Linked DNA regions of Homo sapiens: region 2 is linked to region 1. A link is a contact called in ENCODE Hi-C or POLR2A ChIA-PET data. All regions are on one chromosome and are shown on one strand. The core of a region is the stretch at or near the end of the contact, and the rest is flanking DNA. Distances in the headings are between cores, read along the strand shown. Region 1 holds the start of STARD3NL (STARD3 N-terminal like). Region 2 has its middle 13 kb from the start of RALA.

Region 1 (6,467 bases), core at 2,389-4,888:
AGTAATGGCACTGAAGCTGGAAAGCCTGAGGCAAAGACCAGGAGTCCAATTTGGGGCACTAGGCTCATGGCAGAAGATGGTGGTCAAATCATGATGACCTGGGTCTTCAGAATATGGGCATTAGTTGCATGAACGATCTTAAAGAATAGAGATAGCCAGGATGTCTAGGTTTGGTATTTTGGCCTAAAGAGCAAAAACTCTCTTTTGCTTAAACTTAAGTACCTTCCAATATTTAAAAAAGAAGATACTAATTCCATTAAAATTATTCTAAAGAAAAAGATAAATTCTATTAAGTTACAGCAGAGTCAAAAAGACATACAGAAAGTAAATTAAGCTATTTATTAGTCTGTTATTATTCATCTACCATATTCCACTCATAATTACTAAAATATGCAAACCTTAGAAATAAATAATGGGCATTTTTAAATTTTAAGACCACTGTTAACAGCTTTCTTATTCATATTAATTTATAAACTGATTTTGACTTATTTTTAAACATAACATATTACTAAGAAAAAGAAGTTATATCACTGACCTAAGGGCTTCCTCAATAACAGGAAGAAACTCTACTTGCTAAGAGAAACTATGAGTTAGCAAACTGTAGGCAATATTCCCATACTTCTAAGCGTAAGATTAAGGCTAGGAAAATAGTAACACATTTTAAACTCCTTTTCAAACATTTCTAAAATTAAAACAAAAATTTAAAAGTCATTTTTAAACCACAGCTTTCTATTAACAGAGACTAGATTCATCCAGAAAGTTTATACCTGTTCATTGTTCAGAAAAGGGAAGGAAAATAAGGCAAATGATTATTGTAGCCCAAGAAGAAGCAATGTCTCATCTCTTTAAAATTAACTTTTACAAGTTTATGGACAATAAATTCATGCTGTTGAAATATTATATTTTTATATGTACAGAAATATATTGATAGGGGACTTTCATGAAGAAAATAAAGCAGAAAAAACACTAGCCTGAAAATGAGCAGGGTGAAAATTTGATAGAAGTTTGGCCATTAGATGCATTATTTTAAAACTCACTGACCTTCTCTGGGCCTCCACAGCCCTAGCTCTAAACTAAGAGGGGTGAATCATGTGATCTCTAAAATGCCACATCATAAAACATAATTTTAAGTAATAGAGACTTGCTGCTCAGGGTAGCAAGGTTGGAGGTTAACAGGAGGTGGGGTAGAATGAATTAGGCTTTGAAGTAAACCTAATGGGAGTTCAAATACAAGCTCCATCAGTACTAGCTCAGTAGCTGAAGTGTAAGTTTCCCTCACTATCAAAAAGGCTTAATATTTTCCTTTGCCACAAGTTGGAAGGAATAGAATGTATGTAACATACCTGGCATATCGTAGGTACTAAAAAAAGGCAAGCGTTATGTTCCTGGTCAGTAATACAAGCTCTAATGAAGAACAATAATCCACTTGCCAATGCAGCTTCCTAGAATTTGGCTTGGAGAAGAGCAGGGACCAACTGCCACTGCTTTCCAAGTGGAAGGCAGGTACAGGTAATAAGAAAGAGTATTCACGGTTGGAAGTAGAAAGGATTAAAAGCAGGGAGCTTAAGAAAAAGCAAAGACTTTGAGTTCTGCATATAACAATGGAAAGGAAACAAACTACATCGGATAAGGTGCTGAAGGAAACAAGATCTTTTCATTAAGAGGGCCTCTGGAGAAAAAATATATACACAATAAATTACTGCAATGATTTCATAACCAAAACAAAGCAGAAAGTTGGCTAGAGTTTATGAGTATCACTAAAAGAAAACAAGACTCTGCAGTACACAAATTATCTTTCCCTTGCCTGCCTGTAAGGCTCACATGGGATACAAGATGATCCAATCCCTGTACACCTCTCCAGTGTCACCTCTGACCACTGTCTCCTCACCTCACCCTCCCCTAGGTTCACTCAGCTCCAGCCACACGGGCTTCCCTCTGTCCCTGGAACATGCCAAGTTCATTCTTCCTTTAGCTCCTTTACACTGTTTATATCTGCCTAGAAACTTCCAGCCCATTTTCTCATGGCTGACTCAGCTAAACATTCAGCTATCACCCAAAATGTCACCTCGTGTTACCTCCTTAGGGAGGTCTTCCCTGACCATCCCATTTCTCCATACAACCCAGTCACTCTCAAACTCTCTACCCAGTAGTATCTTTTCTGACATTTATTCCTATCTAAACTTGTCTCTTTGATTTACATGTTTATTATATTCTCCAACAAAAGTTAAAGTCTTTGAGGGTATGGGCCTTATCTAAATTGCTCACTACTCAATCTCTAAAACCTAAAACAATGAGTGGCATAGACAATCACTCAGGCAAACTGTCCATTGAATAAATCCAAATGATGTTAATCACCATCCTTCTGTGAACATAAGTAAGGTAATATCCCTCAGAGGCTGTTTCATTTCATTTCTTTCATGCAGTTTTAGGCAATGCAATAATGCAGTTTTAAAAGACCAATGTTTGAGACAGTTAGATTTTAAAGACAGTGACTTCTACACGACAACATATTGTATGTTTTCATTTTATGAACATGAATAATCCACCACCTTATCAGAATCCATCAATAAAACAAGGATACCATAAGTCGTTTTGTGAGATCCTGCTTCTAGAAAGAGGCGTATGGGTAGATATGGTATACAGACGGGAATTACCTTTCAGAATTCTTCCTAACAAGGAAATGTGGCAAACTGGACTAATTCCAGTAAAGATTTAATTAGACCCGTTACTTGGTTACCTTGCTAAACTTATCCAAACTAGTACTGTGTCAAGTGATGAATTCAGTGATTCCATCTGTGAAATAGAAGACAAATGACACAGTGAACAAAGAAAAGTTCCACAATGTCCACCCATGTTTGAACTAAAAGAGAGGGGGAAAAATCCCTAACCCTAAATCAAAAGTATTCAAGCAACTAAGATTTCAAACAATGGCGAGATATCTACGAGTAGGTGAAGCAGTTAACTGAAACCACAGGGAGAACATTCATGATTCGTGCTTTCTTTCTTTTTTTTTTTTTTGAACACGACTTTTCTCAATGAATAGAAGAGACTCACAACCGCCTGTGTCTGGACAACCCACGCATTACACCCAGTCACCAATTCTTGGTCCTTCTTGGGGGCCCATGGCGCCAGCCCGGGGCCGACCCCACCGGGGACTCCTCAGGGTCCGCAGGCTGGAGGAATGAGGACACTCCCGCTACCTATATCCATCCCTGAATCCCGGCCCACGCCGTGGGAGCAGCGGGGCTCAGCATTCTGCAACTTCACTCTTGTGTCCATTATGAGCACAGCCTGCCTCGCCCCTCCTCCTCCCCTGGAGGCTCGCGCAGGACTCAGGAAACAGAACAGGACCAGGATATGGCCTCCGTCCGCGGGTCCCCTGTACGCCCCCATGTAAGTCATCTGACCCAGGAGACTCAGTTTTCCAACCTGTCAAATAGGGGAACGAGAAACCCAGCCTACCTTAACGGGTGGTTCCTGGCCGGCCGCCCCAGGCTGGCCCGGGAACTGCGGATCCGCGGTCGCGCCCCGGCCTGAGGGGCGGGGCTTGGCGGGGCGTGACCGGGACCCAGTCCAGCGGACAACGCGCAGCCCACCGCCCGCACCCAGCAGCCCCGGGACCTCCGGCCCGTGACGTCAGCACGCTGACGTCGACGCACACAGCTCGCATCTCGCTCGAGGGACCAAAGACCCGACTGGTTCCTGAGTGCCTCCATAGAGGAGCCAACCTATTGGCCAGATGACATGTCAATCTTCTACTGACCAGTAAACGACGCGGGAAGGAGGGAGAGGGCGAGCCGGTCTGCCTGTAGGAATGGGTGGGAAATCTGGGCATCCAGCTTTGAAACACGGAGCTGGTTGGACTTTCCCGCATTGTGCATCGCACGGTTTAACAAGCGCCCGCTTCCTCTTCGTCCGCGTTTCTGCGCCTTCCGCTTCCCTTCAGTTATTCGGTGGGGGTTTATGCTCCAGCTCGTGGGAAAATGTCATGGAAATGGGTTTCAGGGCCTCTTGGGCACCTCATGCTGAGCCCTCCAGGAATAAAAACAGGGCATACCATTTCTATGTCGGTACTCAGCTCAAGAGTCACCTCTTCTAACTCTCACTTCCCCCAGACCTATTTAGGATACCTTTTCTCAGCGCTCCTAGTTCATAACTAACATCTCTAAGCGGTAGTCACATTTAATTATATCTATATGTCTGTTTTCACACGAAGTTAGGCACCTTTTATTGTTTTATTTAAAATTTAATTAAACTTTTCTCCCAACGGATGCTACACTTATTCACATTTTTAGAAGTACAGAGGTATACAGTGAACATTCTTTGGATCCCCATTTCATTATTTGTATATTTTTCCAAAGTCATTCTAAGTACCGTTATTAATTTTAAATTACACAAGTAAGATTTTGTCCATGCGAAAAAAAAAAAAAGCTTAAACGTTACAATTATGCTTATATCCCTTTTAGGCCCTAATTACAAACCCAGTCTGTAGATGATGACTCCTAGTTCCTGTGCATTTGCAAGTGTAGATGTTACTTTTTTACACTTAGCATTGAAATCTTTCCATATCTGTATATAAATCTACCTCATTCTCTGAAAATGCTGCATGTCCTCAGAACCAATATGTGTATATATATACATACATAATTAATGTACCATTCCCCCACCCTCACGTTTGTTTATTAATATTATTATGAGAAGCAATGGTACCATAAATATATATGTAGATGCCTTTTTGTACTTAGGTCCAAGTATTTCTCTAGAGTGCAGATACCAACAAGAGAATGTACTGGATCACAGAGTTTGCACGATGTAAATCCTTAATAGATTTCACTGATTTGCTCCCCTGAGTAGTTGTTTTAACTTACATTCCCACTGCTAGTATTTGAGCAATTTTTCCCTGTATCCTCGCCAATACTGATAAAATACAATTTAAAAAAATTTTATAAACTGATAGATGTGAAAACCTTTTAAAGCATAACACATATACAAAATAAGTGTAATAATCATAAGTGCTTGTCTTAGTGACAGTGTGAACAAACTTGTGTAACCACCGCCTCACAGCAAAATTTTAAATGTTTACCAGCAATTTAGAAGCTTTCCTCATGCTCAGTCTTAGTCATTATACCCCTACACACAGATAGGCACAATTCTGAATCCTACCACCCAATTAGTTTTGCCTGCTTCTGAATGTTTATAAATAGTCATACATAATACGCACTCTTATGTGGCTCTTTTTGCTTAATACTATATTTGTAAGATTGATCCATATTCAAGAATATAATAGTTTCATTTTCATTTTTGTATATAATTCTAAAATTTACTTGCCTATTCTACTGTTGTTTGACATTAGATTATTTAAAGTTTGGGGTAATTACAAATGACGCTGCTATGAATATTCTTGTACCTGTCTTATGATGCACATAGTTACACATTTGATTTTGGAAGATCCCTGGAAGTAGTGTTACTATGCACAGGGTATATATTCAATATATTCAACATTAATAGACACTGCCAAATAGTTTTTAGGTTTTACTAATTTATACATGCCCTAGTCGTGAATGAAAATTTCAGTTACTCTGCATCTTTGCCAACACTTACTATACTCATTTGTGTTTTGTGTTCTTCCTTTTTCTTTTCCTTTTTAAATGTTATACATTCTGGTGAATATGTAGAGGCATCACATTGTGGATTTAATTGCATTCACTCATGTGTAGCCTCTGAAGTCTCAAAGAAATTGATGGAAACCATTCCTAAGGAAGCCCAGATAGTGGACTTATTAGATAATGATTTAAGTCAACTGTCTTACATATGCTCAAAGAACTAAAGGAAACTGAGAGATGAAGCCGGCTGGGCTTCTAGGTTGGGTGGGGACTTGGAGAACTTTTCTGTCTAGCTAAAGGATTGTAAACACACCAATCAGCACTCTGTGTCTAGCTAAAGGTTTGTAAATGCACCAATTAGCACTCTGTGTCTGGCTAATCGGGTGGGGACTTGGAGAACTTTTCTGTCAAGCTAAAGGATTGTAGATGCACCAATCAGCACTCTGTGTCTGGCTAAAGGTTTGTAAACGCACCAGTCAGCACTCTGTAAAAACGGACCAATCAGCACTCTGTAAATGGACCAATCAGCGCTCTGTAAAATGGACCAATCAGCAGGATGTGAGTGTGGCCAAATAAGGGAATAGAAGCAGGCCACCCGAGCCAGTAGCAGCAACCCACCTCGACTTCCACACTGTGGAAGCTTTGTTCTTTCGCTCTTTGCAATAGATCTTGCTGCTGCTCACTCTTTGGGTCCGCATTACCTTTATGAGTTGTAATACTCACCGCAAATGTCTGCAGCTTCACTCCTGAAGCCGGGGAGACCACGAACCCAACAGGAGGAATGAACAACTCCAGATGCGCTGCTTTAAGAGTTGTAACACTCACTGCGAAGGTCTGCAGCTTCACTCCTGAAGTCAGCGAGAC
Region 2 (6,467 bases), core at 2,809-5,308, 1.4 Mb before region 1:
AAACTAACAAAAAAAAGTTTTATTTTACAGCTCTAGAGGCCAAAGTCTAAAATGGATTGGCAGGACTGTGTTCCTTCTGAAGGCTCTAGGGCAGGGGTCCCCAACCCCCGGGCCAGGAACTTGTACAAGTCTATGGCTTGTTAGGAGCCAGGTGGTACAGCAGGAGGTGAGCGGCGGGCTAGCCAGTATTACCACCTGCGCTCCACCTTCCATCACTTTAGCAGTGGCATTAGATTCTCATAGGAGCAAAACCCTATTGTGAACTGGGCATGCGAGGGATCTAAGTTGTGTACTCCTTGTGAGAATCTAACTAACGCCTGATGATCTAAGGTGGAACAGTTTCATCCGAAAACTATCCCTGCTAGCCACCTGTCCATGGAAAAATTTTCTTCCAAAAAACCAGTTCCTGATGCCAAAAAGGTTGGGGACGACTGCTCTAGGGGAGAATACTATTCTTTGCTTCTTCCAGCTTCTAGAGGCTGCTCAGTCCTCGACTTGTGGCCCTCTTCCATCTCCAAAGCCGGCAGTCTCATCACTCCGTCTTCTGCTTCCATCATCATATCTCCTTTCCAACTCTGACTGTCCTGCCTCCCTCATAGAAGGTCTCTTGTGATTACACAGGGTTTACCAAATGATCCAAGGGAATTTCCCCATCTCAAAATCCGTAACTTAATCACATGTGCCAAATCCTTTTGCCTTTAAAGTAATATATTCACAGGCTCTGGGGCTTAGGACATAAACATCTTTAGGTGAGGGTATTCATTGTTCAGCCTATTGTAATAAATAATTATTATCAAATTGATACACATAAATTAAAAAATCAAATAATATTGAAAAATCCCTCTCTCCAAGGCAAGTATTTTTAGCTTTTGTATCTGTTTCTTCTAGTATTTATCTTCATCGTTCTCAATAATAGGCTTACATGGTCATTTCTTATTTTACCAGTTTTATTTTATTTTTGAGACGGTCTCACTCCATTGCCCAGGATGGAGCACAGTGGTGTGATCTTGGCTCACTGCAACCTCCACATCCTGGACTCAAGCAGTCCTCCCATCCTAGCCTTCCAAGTACCTGGAACTACGGGCACACACCGCCACATCTGGCTAATTTTTTGTACTTTTTGTAGAGAGGAAGTTTAGCCATGTTGCCCAGGTTGGTCTCAAACTCCTGGGTTCAAGCAATCCACCTGCCTTGGCCTCCCACAGCGCTGGGACTGCAGGCATGCACGGTGGCACCCAGCCTATTTTATCAATTTTAGACATCATATGCTGACTTTGTTTTTTTAAGAAGACAAGGTAAACAAATAACTTAAGTAATTTATTTGTTTGCAGTGAAGCTTGTTAACACCATATAATGAAAATGTACAAAGAACCATGTTGCAATTATTGGGTAGATTTAAGTTAAAGACATTCATTAATAAGGAATCTTTGAATATGAATATTCCAGGACTATCTCTAAGCCATTTGATCAGAACATCTGTCTTTGACTATTACCTTATTTGGGAAGGTATTGGCATAAATTTGAATTAAGCTCAGAATTTTTCAAAATAAGCCCTCATTTAAAAAAACTATATTCTATATTCAAATAAAATAATATGAATAGGACTTTCCAGAAACAATAATAAAGGAAACAAGGTATCTTGTAAAATGTGGTCCTGAACAAATCATGGTAAAAAAATAAATGTATACTTAACTCCCAACTCCTCACAAAAGAGGCTACTTTCTGTGCCTCAGCTGTGGAAACAAGGGGCAGAATACCCTATTAGCAACCTTGGGCAGGGGTTTGCCAACACAAAAGCTCAAGCACTTAAACATGGCTACCTCAAAATAATTTGGGGGAACCTGACCAAAGGATTCAAATTTTGTTTTTAGTAACTGATACAAAGGTAAAGTGCTCCTGCAACTAGCAGTGCCAGGGGAGCCTGCCTCGGCCCAGCACTCACCTACCTTATGCCCCCGAGCAAACTCTGATGCTCCTGCTCCAGGGGAGACCTTTTCCCTTTAGAGGTTCAGGACCCAGTGAACTCTTGGATTGTGTGAATGAGGTAAGCACCAACTCCATTTGGGAATTTTAAGGCTTGGAGTTAAATATTTTTCTAACACAGCTAGGCAGAGTCCATGTGTCAAAGGCCAGTCTCCAGTTTGTTCTAATTTCTCACTATGTATTTGTATATCTAAGACAACAGACTTTCACTGTATTGTCATAACCACAGCCAATGGCCATCTTCACTTTTTTTTTTTTTCTTTGAGATGGAATCTTACTCTGTCACCGAGGCTAGAGTGCAGTGGCACAATCTGGGCTCACTGCAACCTCTGCCTCCCTGGTTCAAGTGATTCTCCTGCCTCAGCCTCCCGAGAAGCTGGGATTACAGGTGCTCGCCACCATGTCCACCTAATTTTTGTATTTTTAGTAGGGACAGGGTTTCTCCACGTTGGCCAGGCTGATCACGAACTCTCCTCAAGCGATCCGCCCAGCTCGGCCTCCTCCCAAAGTGCTGGGATTACAGGCATGAGCCACCATACCCAGCCTGCATCCTAATTTATGATTCCTATTTTGTGCCTGGTGAACAGTCCCCATATTTAACAATAATACCTACACATAAAACAATCCACTGTTACAATTTATATAGTCACAAAGCATTAAGTATCTTCTGTAGACCATAGTTTTTAACCATAATTTTCTGCATCAAATCCACAGCCAGAATCCCCAAGATCAAAAAAATTTGCACAATACAAACCATAATCTAAAGTACATGTACAGACACATACACACTCTCACACACACTTCTTACAGAACTGTGCTTGGGGAAACTCCATTTGTTGAGTGCCACTGAAGGCATATTTTGCTACACTGCTGCTCCAGGTATTTTTGTTTGGAAAAATCTGTCACAGTAGGGTATGACTATTTACTGGATGAACAGAAAAGAAAGATATACCTGTGGCAACCAGAAAGTTTTAAGGTCTTTCAAGTCGTATAAAATGGACCTGCAGAAACGTTGGAATGTTCTCAGGATGCAAAGTTGGAGCTGAAATGTGATATCAAACAGTTGCAAAAAATGTATAGCAACCATGCCTTGAGGTCAAACCTGGTACCGAGATCTGCAACAAAAAGCTTCAAGACACATAGTTTGTTGGGCTTGTCCCACATGGTCGCATAATCTGCTCATGTGTGAATTTCACAAACGACTCGTATTGCTCTGCTAGTTTGGTATTGAGGATTTTCTCATACTCCTCCCAAATCTTCTCTTCATAGTTTGAGAGACGTGTACATATTGTTCTAGCTTGCCGGAGGGCCAAGGTGGGCTGGTCCATCTTCACCCAGGAGAAACCTGCAGCACTGGGTGCTGGGTGCTGAGGACTGAGGCTGGCTTTCCTAAGCACAAGCTGCCCTCTGATTAAGAACAACTTCTAAATGTGTCCACCTCTGATAATGATTCTATTATATGTTGAAAAATGTGTTTCGGAGTTGGAAGGTGCCTCTGGCGGCCAGGCGGGGCAGGCTGCTGCAGGGTCGCGGTGGGGTTTGCGTCTGAAACGCCGGCGGTGGCTCGGCGTCCCAGGGCCTGGGGCCCGGAGCCGGGCGGGGAAGCGGGGAGTGGCGCGGCCGCTTTGGGGAACCAGGCTCAGCAGCGTCGCCTCGAGCTCCGTGGGCTGCTTCGGTGTCGCCCCGCTCGCCATGTGGCCGGGGACCGGGAGGGGACGCGGCAGTAGTTGCGTCCCAACCTCCGGACTCCTCAGCGGGGCTCTCAAGCCCAGTAGGCTCCAATCCGTTGAGTTCCTGTTTTGATAGACAATTGGATAGACAGAGATTTGGCTCTGTTATCACTGTCCCCACAACTTTCCCCATTCTCCCAATTCGATAACATCATCATTTTCTGATAAACTTATAACGAAGATTTGTCTCTGTTACAACCCCCCAACTTTCCCCATTCTCCCAATTTGATAACATCATTACTTTCTGATAAAATAATAACCAGTGTTCCCACATGATGGTGATGTAAATATGATTCACTGCACAGCTTAATAGAGAAGTATGACTGCATTTCCTTTTAAAGATTTTTGTTTGGCTTTGGTATCTGCCTTATTGTTTCACTTATCTAATTTTCTATCCAGATGTTCCTAATGCTTTCCAAATATTTCATCATATTATCTGTGGGGTCTCCCTTTTCCTGCAGCTCTTCCCCTGGGGGCCTCCAGTCCTCCTGATCACTGGCCTGGTTATTCTTCCTGTCTACAGCACAGTTATCCTGTGATTCTTCCTCACTGCTTTCTTGGATAGCACATTAAAGGGGCTGGCGGGCTGGAGTGCAAAGAAAAGGTGACAACTTTTCTGAAAGTGAGATTTCTGACATGTTGGACTGAAATTGTCTTTATGTTCTGCAGTGATGGGAAGGATTTTTAAATCTGACTTAATCATTAAGCTCATGTCAGGCTTGACTTTGGTATAAAATGAACCCTGACTCAGTATTTCTGACAATCAAGTAATACTCAGAATGAGTATTGGTTGTTTTAATTATATAACTTCTTCAGTTAGAAGCCCAAAGTCTTTTATGTAATGAGTGAAAGAGTAATTAAAAGTATTTGTTTACACTCCATATCTGAATGCTTTCTGAAGGAAAGCATTGGTGGATCCCTTATCAGTAGTTACTGAGAATTCATACATAATTAATAAACTTCTGTAATATAGAATGAAATCCTAGAAAATGTAAAATTTTGTTTAGACTGTAATCATGTCTAAAACGTATGTTGAATAGAATTAGCTTATTTCCTGTCTTTCCTCTTGGAAGAAATCAGAGTCCCTCAAATCAGTCATTCTGTAAATACTTGTTGGGTGCTTATTATGGTCAAGAGAGCAGATCTCCTGAGAGATCTTATCTTTGCCACATTCTCTTCCTCTCTTTGTTTTCTACCCTTTTCTTTTTCTTCTTTCCCGGAAATCATCCCTTAAACTTTCTCTATCTCCTACTCCATCTGCTCTTCACTGCCTGTCTCTCTCAATCCCTACGTCTTCTCTTGTCAGCAGTCACTTGATCAACACAGGTGCCTTCTGTGTATTCCCAAGAACTTTGCCATGTGTATTGTCCCAATTTTTAACTTCCCTAGGGTGCTGTGCTGAATATTTTATAGGCGTTAAATAAATTATTGAAAGGCTTTAGAACTATAGGCAAATGGCATTTCACTTATGTCCTTGTTTCTAAGTCAATTTTTAAAAGTTGCATACCTTTATACCTTTATAACAATGGCACCTTTGTTGATTTCAGGGTTATTCAGTAGTTTCCTTAATTAATTTTTTTGACAGAAATAAAGGAGTCAAGGGAGGGTGAACATGTTCTATGATCCTTGGATTTGGCCTGAAGGCTATTAAGGATTTCAACAGAAAAGGAATCAGTGCAGAGGAAAGGCCAAAAACAAAACAAATATATTACGGCCAGGCGCCCTGGCTCACTCCTGTAATCCCAACACTTTGGGAGGCCAAGGCAGGTGGATCACATGAGGTCAGGAGTTTGGGACCAGCCTGGTGAACATGGTAAAACCCCGTCTCTACTAAAAATACAAAAATTAGCCAGGCATGGTGGCACACGCCTGTAGTCCCAGCTACTCAGGAGGCTGAGGCAGGAGAATTGCTTGAACCCGGGAGGCAGAGGTGGCAGTGAGCCAAGATTGTGCCATTGCACTCCAGCCTGGGAAACAGGGCGAGACTACATCTTAAAAAACAAACAAACAGTAACAACAAAACCCAAATATATTAGTTTTCTATTGCTGCCGTGATCAATTACCACAAACTTAATGGCTTAAAACAACAAAAAGTGTATTATCTTAGAGTTCTTTATTGAATTCAAAAGTCCAACATGGATCTTACTGGGCTCAGATCAGTGTGAGCAGGGTGTAGCCTAGAGGCTGCCTGATTTCCTTGACTCATGGCCTCCTTCCTTCACTTTCAAATCCAGCAATACCAAGCCAAGCCCTTCCCATGCTGCAGTTTCTCTGGTTCTCCAATTCCCTCTTCCGCTTTTAAGGGTTCTTGTGATTATAGGATAATCCAGGATAACTTCCTATTTTAAAGCCAGCTGATTATCAACCTTAATTCCATTTCCAACATTCATTCCTTTCCTATATAATCTAACATAGTTTCAGGTTCCAGGGAGTAGGACATAGACAACACTGGGGAGGTCAACAGACATTATTCTATCGACCACAGTGAACAAAGGAGAGGATCCTGACAATCCCAAAGAAGGGAAAACTTATGACATTAAGTAAACCTCATGATTTGGAGATGAAGAAGACAACAGAAAAGCACTGAAGACAGTATAGCCCATTATGTAGCGAATACTTGACATTTTCATAGAGTATGAGGCTGAGAAGAACTTGGATATGTCACATAATTGTTGATAGCAAGCAAACCACTAGAGTCAATTTGCACTGGTATAAAGACCAACATTTTAGAAAGGAATAAAAATTTTATTTTTC

The links. A loop is a pair of places that touch in the nucleus more often than their neighbours do. ChIA-PET counts read pairs that join two places held with the same protein, here RNA polymerase II (POLR2A).
Region 2: a loop to region 1 is called in a map of naive thymus-derived CD4-positive, alpha-beta T cell, with 4 times the contacts of the local background. The contact joins the enhancer-like site here to the promoter of STARD3NL in region 1. A Hi-C loop is called at or near these places in 1 of 168 maps with a recorded cell type or tissue (naive thymus-derived CD4-positive, alpha-beta T cell). POLR2A ChIA-PET finds 5 or more read pairs at or near these places in 1 of 52 experiments (AG04450).

The regions. Positions count from the first base shown.
Region 1 is chr7:38,175,416-38,181,882 of GRCh38, reverse strand. STARD3NL (STARD3 N-terminal like) reads right to left here and starts at 3,638. Exons shown (of 9, transcript NM_032016.4): 1 at 3,463-3,638. RefSeq lists a silencer at 3,382-3,661 and enhancers at 3,912-3,991, 5,739-6,467.
Region 2 is chr7:39,606,927-39,613,393 of GRCh38, reverse strand. It overlaps a transcript of YAE1 not described here and the pseudogene LOC646999. Among named protein-coding and RNA genes, the nearest start is that of RALA, 13 kb to the left of the region's middle. RefSeq lists a silencer at 3,514-3,663. Within about 2 kb of position 4,058, at least 10 of the 41 ENCODE cell types and tissues checked have a DNase peak (open chromatin) inside an H3K27ac peak, as active enhancers do.